2 separate regions of the Homo sapiens genome follow, and region 2 is linked to region 1. The links are chromatin loops, found by intact Hi-C in ENCODE. Cell type or tissue: CD14-positive monocyte. All regions are shown on one strand.

Region 1 (2,500 bases):
CACTCCATTCATTCAGGTCTTATTTTACCTGTCCCAGTCAAGTTGACTAATCTGTACATTAACTACTTAACTTTTATACTTTTTTTTTTTTTTTGAGACAGTGTCTAGCTCTGTCACCCAGGTTGGAGTGCAATGGTGCAATATCAGCTCAGTGCAACCTCCGCCTCCCAGGTTCAAGTGATTCTCCTGCCTCAGCCTCCCTAGTAGCTGGGATTACAGGCACGCACCACTACACCTGGCTAATTTTTGTATTTTTAGTAGAGATGGGGTTTTGCCATGTTAGCCAGGCTAGTCTTGAACTCCTGAACTCCTGACCTCAGGTGATCGGCCCACCTTGGCCTCCCAAAGTGCTGGGATTACAGGTGTGAGCTACCGCACCCAGCCCAACTTTTATACTTTATAAAATAAAATTCACAAATATGAAAAAAGTCTTTGTCATATCATATAGTTTGGGGGTTCTGAAAATATGGTTATAGCATATTGTGGAATATAGGCCAAGTTTAGTAGTTACGGAAGAATGAATTTTTCTACCAACAGTACAATAAGAAGATGCTCCAGTTTTTACCTAAATACTTAGTAATTTATTAGTTAACATTTTGGGAGGCTTTACTTTGTGTCAGGCATGGTGATAAACTCCTCACATACATATCTCATTTAATCCACTCAACAACCCTATGCAATACTCTTCTGGTCCTTATTTTACAAATGTAACAACCGAGACTCTGAAATGTTCAGGAACTTACTCAAGGCCACTCAGCGGGATAGTGGCTGATTTGAACCCAAGCAGTGCCCCTGTGTCCTCAATGTTAACCACTAAAGTTGCATGTGTGCTGGCCTGGGCACAGGGTAAGCGTGGGATCCCCCAGGGTTAACGAGTGAGTTTGGACATCTAATGCTTCTCCATTCCTAAAATTCCACTTGATCCCTACGTTCCTGCAAGAGCCTGCGAAGCAGAATTCCTTCATAGACTCACAAAGTATCTTCTCCTTGTCTGTAATCCGTCTTTCATAGCAGAAAGGTTCTTCATTAAACAAGGCCCTAACCTTCTTTCTCTCTCCCCAGCCTCCATTAGAGGAAATGTCTCTTCTCCCAGTCAGGAGTTAACCACCTGCTGTAACTTCCTCTTTAGCATCGCCAGAGGAAACTAAGTATGACTGTGCCTTCACTCTGCAGAAAGAAAATGAGTGGCAAAGGAGTTGCGAAGGGATTCCTGAGCCTTTATGCCAGCTGGAAGCTTAAGGCCTTGGTATTTGAGACTTCACCCTTCAAAATGTCTTGGAGGATGGCCCAGCAACCAGCCAAATGGCCCAATGGCCTAGCCCAGTGGAGACGGTCTCAGCTTTTGACAAGCTAGCCGGAGAAAGGGCTGGACAGGAAGGGGCCCACTGGACAGCGAATATTGATAGGGCCCCTGGGAGGATCAATTTTCCCCTCCAACAGTGCCTGGCTCCCATTATCAGATTAGATGCAAAGTGGGCTGGCATGCCAGGGGGTGACAGGAACAGTGTCTCCAGAAATCCTCTGTGAAGACACCCAAGTATTGTTCAGAAGTGGCCCTGTATCTGGAAGAGGGAAAACTGCACCCACTTCTTGCAGACATACAGTTCCAGCTCCCCCCACAGGACTTGCTCATACATCCAACAAATATTTAATCAGTGCCCACCATCTGCCACTGTGCCAGGTGCCCGGCCTCATCATGAGTCAGGCAGAGGTGGTCTGTGCAGTTTTCCCACAATGTGAGAGGGTGCTGAGAAGACTTTTAACGCTTATTTAACTACGGAAATAACTCTTGGTTTGGTACCTACTACAAAATAAAAACAAGCGCTTGTTGATAATTTCTGGATGGATGACTGTGGAAAGCTGGAGGAGACTGAGGATCAATTTGCTCTAATGAACCTTCCCTTGACTATCATCTCCGTTACCTCCTGCCGCATCCCTACGGCAAATATGCAAGACTCTCACGCAGCTAATTTCCAGGGGTTTGCAGTCTGGGGAGGAAGCAGAAAGCACATCCCTCACTGACCCTGAGGAGGGGCAAATCTCTGGTAGCAGTCACAGGTACGTGCTGTACACACTTCCCATCCTTTGAGCCTTCCCAGCTGGAGAGCACCAAGAGAACGCAGTTGGGGAGGCCCCGAAAGATGAAGGGTTGTTGAGCTTGAAGGCAGTGAAAAAGTAAATGGAAGAAAGCTCTCTGCCCTCCACTGCCTAAATGCAGGATATAGATTTAGAAGGATAAAAGGGGTCTGCTCCCTCTCTCGACCAGGGAAAAGTTAACCACTGAAGACAACTTTAGACTCTTATGGGCCTGGAGCTGGAACCAGAGGAATGGACATGAAGGCGCTTTACTAACTCTATTTATCTGCCAGTTACTTACCTTTCTACAAGTTCTCCCCTTAGACACTCAAAGTTCTTTTCCTTTGTCCTGTCGCTTCCCTAAAACTTGGCTTTTCTTTGTTGAAGATGCTATACAAGCTGGAATTCAAAGCTACCACTTTGA
Region 2 (2,500 bases), 520 kb after region 1:
TAAGAAAATGGAGGGAAGGCATGGAGAAAAAAACTTAAAAAAAACTATCATCAAGCTACACCATCAAAGAGGTTTAAGGTACCACAGCCACGCAACAAAGTGTTATAAAAGAAATCAACAGAAAAAGAAGTAGAAATGTTTATCATTTTAAGTTTTGTGCCATGAAAACATTACCTAGTTAAAGAAATTTTAAAAAGAAATAAATCAAATTATCAACAAAAAACAAACTTCTCACTCCAAAGAAAAATAACATTGGGAAATAACAGCATGCCATTTAAAATAGGTGGAATATCGATTTTAACCTCAACAGTAGACATTTCTTGAGGAAAATGATATCAATCATTCTTACCGGTCACTATTATAATAGATTTTTCTCATGTTGACTGCAGAAAATTTGGACAATAGAAATAAGCAGAAAAAAATGTATTAAGATCACCTACATTCCCTTTATTGAAAAATAATTACTTTTCATTACCCTTCTTTCCTGAGAATCTGTTAACATTTGGTATATAACCTCCCAGTCTTTAGTCTATGAATATGTATGAACAGTTTTAAAAACAAAAATGGAATTGTACTGCCAAATGTGTACATTTAAATAACTGTTTGCTCGAGTGGCTTCCAAAGCAAAATGAAATATTTCCAAAAACCGATTGGAAGACAAGCTCCACTCAAAGAAAGTGGTCAAACAGGAGTCACCATGAGATACAACCTAGGGACAGCCAACGTGGGGAAGCATTGAAGACAACCCCAAGATTAGGCTGAAGGCAGATTCAGGATGACTGCTGTATCCCAGGACGGGAGGGCAGCCTGTCCAGATTGGGGCAGGTTAAAACACTTGTGATTCAGGACAGCCAGGATCCCTCTTCATGCCCATCCTTCCCGGGCATGCACAGGTGAGCATAAGGGCCAAGGAGCCCATCACGTTAGCTCCACCTGAGGAGGAACATGGCTAGGACTGTCCATTTGGATAATAGTGTCTTCCTAACAAGAGTGATAACACTAACACCTGGTATCTCTCTTAAGCAATATTATAGCAAGAGCCTTCTGATTCCAGGTGACTGCAATGTAAAGAAAACACAAATCTGCGTGAATAAGAGGAGCTCCTCACCTATGTGTAATGCAAAGAATCTCTCTCGATGTTCTATTTTAGCGGTTCCCAGTCACTCTCTACAAGGTAAAGCTGTCTGACTTCTCAGTCTAGCACCAAAGTCCCCTCAGTCTGAATCTAACCCACTTTCTAACTTTAGCTCTGTGCATTGCCTCGCTTGGAATGTCTCCTCCAGCCAGATTCATATCATTTTAATCACCCAGCCTATCTCGCACCTTTCCTCTCTCTACATTCCCAGTCTTTAGATCCTGACTGCACACTTCCTCCCACCAACTTAGAATCTACCCACCCATAAAGTCGCGATTCACGTTCTCTTTCAGGAAGGATTTCCTAACCACCTGGCCCAAGCATTTATCCTTCTCCTGAGCAAGGAAGGCTTTATATCCCCCCTGGAGTCCAGTGTTAAGGAAATCTATGCTGCTTGATTTTATAACTTCCTTCATCAACACCACCCTTCCCCCCACAACCATGCTATATGGAAAGTATTTTATAGGCATTTAATTCATTTTTTCATTCAACACACATTTATTACTTAAGTGTTTCTATGTGCTTGATGCATGGTAATTCAAAGATATGAGATTAAAATCTATCAGGAGGTGGCAGACAACTAAGATATAAGTGCAATAATAGAACCATGTTCAGAAAAAAATGAGAAAGGAGTATCAGTCACTTGTACAGGAAAGATAGAGAGGGCCAAGAAACAGAAACGTTGAGGCAACAAATACATACAGCAACAAGTACACATATAGACTTCTCTTTCGGGGCACCAACAGCACAGTCTCCTAGGAGGCACATGAGGTGGCGGGCTGCAGTGTTCTTCAGAGCACCCACACCTTGCAGCAAAAGGGCTCCTGTAGTGATGCTATTTTATGAGCATTCCTTCCTGAGACCCTATTAAATGCCAGGAACTGCTCCACTGTTCTAGCTGGGGATGTAAGAGTCAAGTCAACAAATACGTAAATAAATAAATGAACATGAGAATTTTATTTAGTGATAAGGGTTAGGAAGAAAATAAAACAGGATCATGGGATAGAACATGATGGGGAAAAGTCTGACCCTTATCCATTATTCTGTCAATGACAGGCAAGATGTCCTACATTCAATGTGGGATATCAATCCAATGGCCCAAGATGGCTGTCAGTTAATAAAGACCACAAAACAGCACCCAAGGAAGAGTCTAGTAATAGACCAAACCACTATCTCACGAGGTAGTCTCCCAGTTCTGAGCCATAAGAATGCTGTTCGGAGTGGAGTTGTAGAACAGCACCGCTATTCCTTGTCACTCATTTGCAACACATCTTACACTGACAGTTGGTTTTGTAATTACTTTATTTCATTCTTGTATGAAGTTCTCATTTCCCATATTAGAAAACAACTATCTTTGGGAAGGGT

Evidence for each region. A loop is a pair of places that touch in the nucleus more often than their neighbours do. Peaks named below come from ENCODE experiments on the same cell type or tissue, not always from the same donor. Only the 100,000 strongest peaks of a DNase experiment are listed, where the experiment ranks them.
Region 2: it touches region 1 in a loop (8-fold over the local background); 2 of 110 quality-filtered maps call a loop at or near these places.

Annotation. Positions count from the first base shown.
Region 1 is chr7:150,362,740-150,365,239 of GRCh38, reverse strand. It overlaps REPIN1-AS1 (REPIN1 antisense RNA 1), which reads left to right. Exons shown (of 4, transcript NR_183429.1): 4 at 1,063-2,500. Among named protein-coding and RNA genes, the nearest start is that of REPIN1, 4.8 kb to the left of the region's middle. RefSeq lists a silencer at 1,060-1,109. In CD14-positive monocyte, no CTCF peak of the experiment used is centred here; a DNase peak (open chromatin) is centred at 1,129; H3K27ac peaks cover 1,327 bases.
Region 2 is chr7:149,841,049-149,843,548 of GRCh38, reverse strand. All of the region lies in intron 1 of ZNF862 (zinc finger protein 862), which reads right to left. Among named protein-coding and RNA genes, the nearest start is that of ZNF862, 3.9 kb to the right of the region's middle. In CD14-positive monocyte, no CTCF peak of the experiment used is centred here; no DNase peak of the experiment used is centred here.